Regions from separate parts of the Homo sapiens genome. Here region 1 is linked to region 2. A link is an interaction called in ENCODE POLR2A ChIA-PET data of the cell type or tissue named here. Cell type or tissue: PC-9. All regions are shown on one strand. Links, peaks and the distances in the headings refer to the core of each region. The heading gives the core; the rest is flanking DNA.

The links. ChIA-PET counts read pairs that join two places held together with the same protein. Peaks named below come from ENCODE experiments on the same cell type or tissue, not always from the same donor. Only the 100,000 strongest peaks of a DNase experiment are listed, where the experiment ranks them.
Region 1: POLR2A ChIA-PET joins it to region 2 with 7 read pairs; 3 of 35 experiments call an interaction of 5 or more read pairs at or near these places.

Annotation. Positions count from the first base shown.
Region 1 is chr1:53,201,898-53,207,220 of GRCh38, reverse strand. It overlaps CPT2 (carnitine palmitoyltransferase 2), which reads right to left. Exons shown (of 5, transcript NM_000098.3): 3 at 4,792-4,898. Among named protein-coding and RNA genes, the nearest start is that of CPT2, 7.7 kb to the right of the region's middle. RefSeq lists a silencer at 878-1,078. In PC-9, for the core only: no CTCF peak of the experiment used is centred there; no DNase peak of the experiment used is centred there.
Region 2 is chr1:52,853,632-52,859,016 of GRCh38, reverse strand. ZYG11A (zyg-11 family member A, cell cycle regulator) reads right to left here. Exons shown (of 14, transcript NM_001004339.3): 2 at 4,387-4,552; 3 at 1,268-2,019. Among named protein-coding and RNA genes, the nearest start is that of ZYG11A, 14 kb to the right of the region's middle. In PC-9, for the core only: no CTCF peak of the experiment used is centred there; a DNase peak (open chromatin) is centred at 2,836; H3K27ac peaks cover 2,311 bases.

The DNA.
Region 1 (5,323 bases), core at 1-5,000, 350 kb before region 2:
AGCTTAACTGACTTAGTTCCGCATGGCTGGGAAGGCCTTAGGAAACTTACAATCATGGTGGAAGGCAAAGGGGAAGCAAGGCACATCTTACACAGCAGCAGGAGAGAGAACAAGCAAGGAGTAGGAACTGCCAAACACTTTTAAACCATCAGATCTCATGAGAACTCACTATCACAAGAAAAGCATGGGGGAAACTACCCCATGATCCAATCACCTCCCACTAGGTCCCTCCCTTGACACTTGGGGATTATTACAATTCAAGATCAGATTTGGTTGGAGACACAGAGCCAAACCACATCATTCTGCCCTGGCCTCTCCCAAATTTCATGTACTTCTAACATTTCAAAACACAACCATGTCTTCCCAACAGTGCCCCAGAGTCTTAACTCATTCCAGCATTAACTCAAAATTACAAGCCAAAGTCTCATCTGAGTAAAGGCAAGTTCCTTCTGCCTATGAGTCTGTAAAATCAAAAACCAATTAGTTATTTTCAAGATACACTGGTGTTACAAGCATTGGGTAAATGCTCCCATTCCAAAAGGGAGAAATTGGCCAAAACAGAGGGGCTACAGGCCCCACGCAAGCCTGAAATCCAGCAGGGCAGCCATTAAATCTTAAAGCTCCAAAATAATCTTTGACTCCATGTCTCACATCCAGGGCATGCTGATGTAAGAAGTGGGCTCCCAAGGCCTTTGGTAGCCCTGCCCCTGTGGCTCTGCAGAGTACAGCCCCATGGTTGCTTTTACAGGCTGGCATTGAATGCCTGTGGCTTTTCCAGGCACATGGTGCAAACTGTCGGTGGATCTACCATTCTGGGGTCTGAAGGGCAGTGGCCCTCTTCTCACAGTTCCACTAGGCTCCCCATTGGGAACTCTGTGTGGGGGCTCTAACCCCATATTTCCCATCTGCATTGCCCTAGTAGAGGATCTCCATGAGGGCTTCACCCCTGCAGCAGACTTCTGCCTGGACATCCAGGTGTTTCCATATAGCCTCTGAAATGTAGGAGGAGGTTGTCTCTTTTTTTTTTTTTTTTTTTTTGAAATGGAGTCTTGCTCTGTCACCCAGACTGGAGTGCAGTGGTGCTATCTTGGCTCACTGCAAGCTCTGCCTCCTGGGTTCACGCTATTCTCCTGCCTCAGCCTCCCCAGCAGCTGGGACACAGGTGCACGCCACCACACCCGGCTAATTTTTTTTGTATTTTTAATACAGACAGGGTTTCACCATGTTAGCCAGGATGGTCTCGATCTCCTGACCTTGTGATCCACCCGCCTTGGCCTCCCAAAGTGCTGGGATTACAGGCGTGAGCCACCGCACCCGGCCGGACGAGGTTTTCAAACCTCAACTCTTGTTTTCTGCACACCTGCATGCCCAACACCATGGGGAAGCCTCCAATGCTTGGGGCTTGCACCCTCTGAAGCAATGGCCAGAGCTGTGCCTTGGCCCCTTTTAGCCATGGCTGGAGCTGGAGTGCCTGGGACACAGGGCACCATGTCCCGAGGCTGCACAGAACAGCAGGGCCCAGGAAACCATTTTTCCCTCTTAGGCCTCTGGGCCTATGCTGGGAGGGGCTACTGTAAAGATCTCTGAAATGCCCTCAAGACATTCTCCCCATTGTCTTGGCTATTAACATTTGGCTTCTCATTACTTATGCAAATTTCTGCAGCTTGTGGCTTGAATTTCTCCCCAGAAAATGGGTTTTTCTTTTCTACTGCATGGTCAGGCTGCAAATTGTCCAAACTTTTATGCTCTGCTTCCCTTTTAAACATAAGTCCCACTTTCACATCATCTCTCTGTGAATGCATATGACCATATGCTTTCAGAAAAAGCCATCTTGAATGCTTTGTTGCTTAGAAGTTTCTTCTGTCAGACACCCTAAATCACCCCTCTCAAGTTCAAAGTTCTGCAGATCTCTAGGACAGGGACAAAATGCCACCAGTCTCTCTGCTAAAGCACAGTAGAGTGACCTTTGCTCCAGTTCCCAATAAGTTCCTCATCTCCATCTGAGACCACCTCAGCCTGGACTTCATTGTCCATATCTCTATCAGCATTTTGGTCAAAACCATTCAACTCTCTAAGAAGTTCCAAACTGTCTGACATCTTCCTGTCTTCTTCTGACCCCTCCAAACTGTTCCAACCTCTGCCTATTAACCAGTTCCAAAGTTGTTTCCACATTTTCAGGTATCTTTGTAGCAATGCCCCCCTCCTGGTACCAGTTTTCTATATTAGTCCATTTTCACACTGCTATAAAGAACCACCTGAGACTGGGTAATTTATAAAGAAAAGAGGTCTAATTGACTGACAGTTCCTTGTGGCTGGGGAGGCCTCAGGAAACTTACAATCACAGCGCAAGGTGAAGGGGAAGCAAGGCACATCTTATGTGGCAGCAGGAGAGAAAGCGAACAAGTGGGGGAACTGCTGAACACTTTTTAACTATCAGAGCTCGTGAGAAACCACTAACTATCATGAGAACAGCATGGGGAAAACTGCCCCCATGATCCAATCACCTCCCTCCAGGTCCCTCCTTCAACACGTGGGGATTACAATTCAAGATGAGATTTGGGTGGGGACATAGAGCCAAACCATATCAATCACATTAGAGCAAAGCCTGTAACTGACAAGCCTCACCCCCATCCACATAGCTTCCAAGAGCTTTTTAATATCTCACTCATATCGAAGACAACACAGGATTATGAAGCATCTGAAGAAAGAAAAGGGCAAAGCAAACAGAAGAAAAGCAACTTGGAGGCAACAGACTATGAAGAGAGAAGAGATCTTAAAAAAAAATTATCAGAGATAAACTATTTTTAAAAAGAACACCATAAGAAGAAAAAAGAGCTTGTGGAAGTAAAAAATAGGAAAGCAGGAGTTTTAAAAACAGGTTGAGAGATTAAAATTAAGTAAGTCTCCCAAGAAAATGTAACAAAAAGAGTAAGAGATGAAAAATGTGAGAGAAAAGAAAATTAGAGGATGAGACCCAGAAATTCTACACCTGAATAATAATAGAGTTCCACAAAGAAAAAACAGAGAAAAAAAATGGAGAGGAAGAAAGCCAAAGAAATAAAACAAGGAAATATCCCAGACCTGAAGGATGAGATTCCAGATTCAAAGGACTCACAGAGTGGCCCAACACATACTAAAACACATTACCTGAAATTTCAAAACACTGGGGACAAAGAGAAAATTCTAAAAAGCTTCCAAAGGCAGAGAGAAGAAGTAGTCAAAAGATTAAGTCTCAGAATAACATTAGATTTACCAACAGCAACACTGGATGCTAAAAGACAATGGAGCAAAGCCTCCAAAATTCTGTGGGAAAATAATTTCAAACCCAGCCAAACAAATTATCAATGAAGTATAAGGGCCATTTTAAAATTTTTGCTTCCCATATTCTGTTTCCAGATAGTACAGGGAATATGTGCTCTGATTTAAAAAAAAAAAAAAAGAAAAAGAAAAAGCCAAGAAATAAGAAAATATGAAAGACAAGAAACACGAGTCCCAACATGAGAGAGAGATGACAGATGCCCCAGCTGATGGTGAAAGAGCACAGGAGAGCAGCTTCACAGTAGGCCAAGAGGTTCACAAATCCAGACTACAGCATGTCGCAAGTTCTGGAAGAAGTTTCGTCAAGAAGACCAAAAGGGATAGAATGTCCAATCTGCTTTCATGTATTGAGAGGAGATTCAGACAGCTTGGGAAGAGTCTGGGGGTAAATTAGTAAGCACATAGAAAACTAAACAAGAGAAAAGATGGAACAATTATTAACTTCAGAGAAAACAAAAAGTTTGTACTGGAAAGGAAAAACAATCCCAATATGCTACATGAGTCAGCTGACAATAGTGTTTCTATGATCATAATAGCATAAAACTAGATACTGAGTTACCCAAAATTACAAATCCCTATGCTGTGAAAATAAGGGGATAGGAAGTATGTGTATACACATCCCACATATGTGGTGGGATGTAAAGTACTGCTGAATTCTAATCTTCTACAGTGAGATGTCAATAGCTAATGACTAAAGCAAAAAAATCAAGATGCAGTAAGGTAAGTATCTAATTTAGAGATACGGGGGTATATAACAAAAGATTTAGGAGCTGAAAGTGAGAAGTGGGAAATAAGATGATGAGGAAGTTGCTGTTTTTCCTAACAAGCCTTATAGAACTGTCTGATTCTTTAAACTATATGCATGTATAACCTTGGTAAATATATAAACTAAATTAAAAGAAGTGCTGTAGGAACAGAGGTGGAAGCAACCAACTCTGAATGGAAAGGAAAAAGGACTGAGAAGGTTTCACAGAAAACCATCCTCCTTGGATCTTAAAAGAAGAATTTGCCAGGCAAAAAAATGGTAGTGGGAACAGCATGGATAAAGGCACAAAAGAATGAAAGACTAAGGGTTCAGGGAGCAATGAGGAGTTTAGCAGGAAGTATGTCAGGGTGGGTGGTGAGAGAAGAGGCTGGAGAGGACAGTTCTGTCTGACAGTGAAGGACCCAGAATGATATAGGACATAGGACTTAATCCTGCATCCTTTTCAGACAGGACCATTGATTAGGTTCTGCCTCAATCCCATCTACAGAGAAGGCTGGCCATCATTCTTGAGCATGGGCTCAAGTCAACACCTCAGTAGAGGAGGAACACACTCAGCCTTAATTTACCTCAGGAAGGGAGGATGAGACGTTACTTCATTTGCTGGTCTCACCAAAAATATCTCTGAGACCAAAACAGGAGAGAATATGCCTTACTTTTCATTATGGAGGGCTCTGGGAGAAATCATACCCACAGCCCAGCCTACCTACCCGAAATGTAGCTTGTATGTTTATTCTGTTTGTCCAGAGCAACCAGCTGCTCATGCAGTTCTTTTCCAATCCCATTTTCAAAACTCTTGCAAAATTGTTCTGTTTTCCTAAAACATTCAAGAAAAGACAAAATCAAACCATGGTAGGGAATACATGATTTTTAGGTTCATGGCGAGGAACTCATAATAGAGTTTTGGGTCCCCAACAGCATAGCCCTAAAACCTGGAATGAGATCAGAAAGTACCTCTAACCAGAACAGGAATCAATCTAAAATTGATAATCTAGACTACCTTCTTAAAATGAATGATTAGGAAAATCAATCAACATCTCACAAAATAATCCATATCCTAGGAGGCAGTTTGGCATGGAGAAAAGGACACAAGCTCTGGAGTCAACAGAAGTTAAGTCTGAATCCTAGCTCTGTTGCTTTTCAAACTGTGTGATCTTGGATAAGTTACTTGATCTGAGTCTCGGTTTCTTGATGTGTAAAATGGATAATAATACCACTTTACAAGATTAAAAATATTTATAA
Region 2 (5,385 bases), core at 100-5,099:
TAACACAACTAATGAGTATACAAATCACTTTATTCTCTTCCCCTAGGAAGAACTAAGGAGGTATTATTATAAAGAAAGAGTTACTTTAAAACAACAGCTCTGGGCCAAGCATGGTGGCTCATGCCTGTAATCCCAGCACTTTGGGAGCCCAAGGCAGGTGGATCACCTGAGGTCTGGGAGTTCGAGACCAGCCTGACCAACATAGTGAAACTCTGCCTCTACTAAAAATACAAAAAATTAGCCAGGTGTGGTGGTGCACACCTGTAATCCCAGCTATTCGGGAAGCTGAGGCAGGAGAATCGCTTGAACCCGGGAGGCGAAGGTTGCAGTGAGCCGAGATTGCGCCATTGCACTCCACCCTGGGCAACAAGAGCACAACTCAGTCTCCAAAAAAAAATAATAATAATAATCGGGCCGGGCGCAGTGGTTCATGCCTATAATCCCAGCACTTTGGGAGGCCGAGGCAGGCGGATCACCTGAGGTTAGGAGTTCGAGACCAGCCCGGCCAACATGGTGAAACCCCGTCTCTACTAAAAATAAAAAACTAGCTGGGCATGGTGGCACGTGCCTGTAGTCCCAGCTACTCGGGAAGCCGAGGCAGGAGAATCACTTGAACCCACTATATCTTCTTTTTTTTTTGAGACTGCGTTTCGCTTTTGGCCAGGCTGGAGTGCAGTGGTGCAACCTCCACCTCCCAGGTTCAAGTGATTCTCCTGCCTCAGCCTCCCAAGTAGCTGGGACTACAGGCGCCCGCCAACACACCGGCTAATTTTTGTATTTTTAGTAGAGACCAGGTTTCACCATGTTGGCCAGGCTGGTCTCGGACTCCTGACCTCAAGTGATCTGCCCGCCTTGGCCTCCCAAAGTGCTGGGATTACAGGTGTGAGCCACCATGCCCAGCCTGTATCTTAATATTATATTCTCACGTGTGGCCAGGCACAGTGGCTCATGCCTATGATCCCAGCACTTTGGGAAGCCGAGGCAAGCAGATCACCTGAGGTCAGGCGTTCGAGACCAGCCTGACCAACATGAAGAAACCCAATCTCTATTAAAAATACAAAACTACTCCATCTCAAAAAATAATAATAATATTCTCACAACCTTCCACATAGTAGGTACATAATAATCATTAATTATTAAAAAAGCTCTTTAAGGATTTTTTTATCTGTCTCTGTAACCCTAATACCTAGTAAAAAGTCTGGTCTATAGCACGAGTTTAATAATGTTCTAAACAAATGAAACAAAACTTATTCAGATAAGAACAAACCCTCAAGCCTTGCTTTGTAGTAAAGAAGTCAGAAGAGCCAGCATCCGTGGCCAATAGTCCCACAAATTGCATGGCAGGCCGCAGTCGTATAAACAGTTCTACAGCTTCATCAGTGATGCAATTGCCCCCAGAAATATCCAATGACACAACATTGGGCAGGATATCCTTCTGCTGTAGCAAATGAAAAGCTAGGTCTGATTTGAGTTGCCTGTGATCAGAAATATCAAGGTGAAGCAGACATTTAAGTTCTCTAATGACTGCAAGAATTTGTGATTTGGTCATGGCCAGGCATTTCAGATAGTGCATTGTGAGAGACTTCAATCGATCCTTACAGGTAAGCAGTGCAGAAATATCAGTGACTAGAGTATTAGAGATATCTAAGCTTTCCAGTCTTGGTAACTGAGAAACATTAGCCAGGTCTTCAGTATGAAAACAAACATTAAAAACACTTAAAATGCGAAGACCAGTGAGCTGACTAAAGAACAGTAATCTTGAATTTTGAGGGATGCTTGTCGAGTCTAACAGGAGACACTGGAGGTTTTGCTGGATCCACCTATTGCTGCAGAGTCCACTTATGATGTCTGGAACTGGGAGGTCAGCGTGCACTGCAGTAGCATTCAGTTCAATGAGCTTATGACGGCAGAAGGCTTTTATGAATGCAGCTGTAGAGATTTTAGCTTTTTGGATATTGACCAGCTTCAGTTTCATTTGGTTGCCTCGGAAAATGCTGGCTGTTCTGTCAGTCAGCTTGCCTATGAAAGAACCAGAACCAACTTGTAATGACAACTAGATCTCATGTCTTTCCAGGATAAAATGTGGCAAAGAATTAAGACAGATGTTAATAATAACAATAATGACAACATTTACTGCTCTGTGCTAGCATTGTTCTAAACTCCTTTAATAAGATTATTATCTCATGTATTCTTTGCATTAATACTATAAAGGAATTATTGTTACTACTACTATGTAGCTGAGGAAACTGAAACTTGAATAGGTTAAGTAATTTATCCAAGGTCACCATCAGAATCAGGAGTCAACCCCAGTTTGGCTGTAGAGCCCAAAATTTTATCTACAGTAACCTTGCTCACAGAAAGGAAGAACAAAATAAAATAGGTAGATAAGTACAGGATATACAATATACAAGTAGCACTACTAATATTATTTTTAACCAAATTAGTAGATAATATTTGACAAGTCACTTACCTCTCTGGGCCTCATTTTCCTCATCTGTAAAACGAATGGGTTGTCCTATTTTTCATTTACTACACATATTTTTTTTTTTTTTTTTTTTTTTGAGATGGAGTCTTGCTCTGTCACCCAGGCTGGAGTGCAGTGGGGGCTCACTGCAACCTCCGCTTCCCAAGTTCAAGCGATTCCCTTGCCTCAGCCTCCCAAGTAGCTGGGACTACAGGCACTGCACCTGGCCTACTACACATCTTCTATGGTGAGATTCCATGTTATGTAACAGGCACGTAAGGTAATCAGACACCTGTGACCACAAGGAATTCAGTATAGGGAGGCATACCAGGTAAATACCAACACCATAAGTCATTAAAGAAATGCAAATTAAAAGCACAACAGATACTATTTCACATCCACTAGGATGGCTATAATCAAAATGTCAGATGAGTCTTGGTGAGAACGTGGAGAAATTAGAACCCTTGGACACTGCTGATGGGAATGTAAAATAGTACAGCCACAAACAATAGTCTGGCAGTTCCTCAAAAAGATAATGAGTTACCATTTGATCCAGCAATTTCACTCAGAGAAATGAAAACTTATGTCCACATAGAAACTCTTACACATTCCTGCAGATTCATATGGAGCAGAGAAAGTTTAGAATAAATTTTTTAAGTTTAAAAATAAAATTTGTACACATATCTTTATGGTAGCATATTATTCATAATAGCCCAAAAGTGAGAACACCACAAATGTCCATCAACCGAAAAACAGATAAATACAATGTGGTATGTCCATACAGTAGAATATGCGACTATAAAAAGGAACGAGTACAGATATACATGTTGCACAATGTGAGCCTTAAACATGCTAAATGAAAAAAGTTCGGCACACAAGGCCACATATTGGATGATTTAATTTATATTAAATGTTCAGAATAGGCAAATCCATACATAGAGATGGAAAGTAGACTTGTGGTTGCTTAGGGCTGGAGGGATGCGGGAAAAGGGAAATAAAATCTAACGGGCACAAGGTTTCTTTCTGAGGTGATGGAAAGTTTGAGGTTCTAAAATTGATTATGGGCCAGGCACGGTGCCTCACGCCTGTAATCCCAGCACTTTGGGAGGCCGAGGCAGGCAGACCACTTGAGGTCAAGAGTTTGAGACCAGCCTGGCCAACATGGTGAAACCCCATCTCTACTAAAAATACAAAAATTATGACCGGACATGGTGACTCACATCTGTAATCCCAGGTTATAAATAAATAAATAATAAAATGCCCTTTTTTTCCTTTATTTTTTTAGTGGAGTTCTTTAAGCCCAGCTACAATGGGAGGTAAGACTCATAACCATAATGAAAAGAATGGTAAACAAGACTACAGCAAGAGCATTTTGAAAAAGCTAGAGAGCAGGCCGGGCACAGTGGCTCATGTCTGTAATCCCAGCACTTTGGGAAGCCAAGGCAGACGGATCATCTGAACTCAGGAGTTCAAGACCAGCCTGACCAAAGTGGTGAAACCCCATCTCTACTAAAAATACAAAAATCAGCCAGGTGTGGTGGGCGCCTGTAATCCCAGCTACTCAGGAGGCTGAGGCAGGAGAATCGCTTAAACCCAGGCGGAGGCTGCAGTGAGCAAAGATTGTGCCACTACACTCCAGCCTTGGCGACAAGGGTGAAAATCCGTCTCAAAAAAAAAAACAAAGCTAGAGAGCAGATGGATGAGTGATAACTTTACGTAAGTGAAGAGTGGAAAACCAAGTCAATAGCAGGGCTAGCCTAGAAGACAATTTCCATCATGGAATCCCAGAAAGAGTGAGTCTCAACTTCCAGACAAATGAAATGGAAATACTTTGTGAGAATCACAATAGAAATTGTGTGTAAAAGTGCTTTTCAAATAGTAAAGTACTGCAAGAGCTGACTTTAGAGAAGCCTTATCACTACCTTGCCAAGTCATCACCCTGAGAAATCGCTCGGCTACTTCCTGAGGGAAACTCCAATGCTCCGGAAGGCACAGTGTTCCATCAGGTCTTTCAGAACACAATTTCTCCAGGTTAGCAATCAGGACATTCAGGCAGATGTTGACCAAAGTGTAGGGAGATGCCTCTTCCTAGCAAACAAAACCCCAAACAAACTTTGTTAGAATACATCTGCAACAATTCAACATAAAACTGGTCATGCCATACCTATTCCACTTGATGAGAGTATCTGAAGATACATCCTTCATACTCTAGTAATGATTTATATGTAACGAAACCACCTCATTCCTACTGTTAACTGAATGGAAAATTTAATCTGTTGTCCTTTCTGTTGTACAGCTGTCCCTCAAAATCTGTAGGAGATTGGTTCCAGAACTCTCTGACCAGTATCCACAGATGCTCAAGTCTCCTTATATAAAATGGTGTAAGGTTTGCATATAACCTATGCAGACATTCTCATATACTACAAATCATTTCTAAATTACTTATAAACACTAATACAGTATAAATCCTTTATACTGTATTGTTTACATAATGACAAGAAAAAAGTCTGTACATGTTCAATACAGATGCAGGTATTTTTCCCCAAATATTTTCCATCCAAAGTTGGCTGAATTCACATATACTGAACCCGTAGTCAGAGAGAACATACTGTATCTTGAAAAACATTAAGTTCTTTTTTTCTTTTTTTTGAAACAGGGTCTCACTATCGCCTAGGCTGGAGTGCAGTGGCACAATCACAGCCGAATGCAACTTTGACTTCCCCAGTCAGGTGATCCTTCCACTCAGCCTCCTGAGTAACTGGGACTACAAGCCCATGCCACCATGCCCAGCTAATTTTTTGTAGGTTTATTATAGAGTCCCACTTTGTTGTCCAAGCCAGTCTCGAAACTCATGGTATCAAGAGATCCTCCCACTTCAGCTTCCCCAAGTGCTGGATTACAGGCATGAGCCACCACACCCG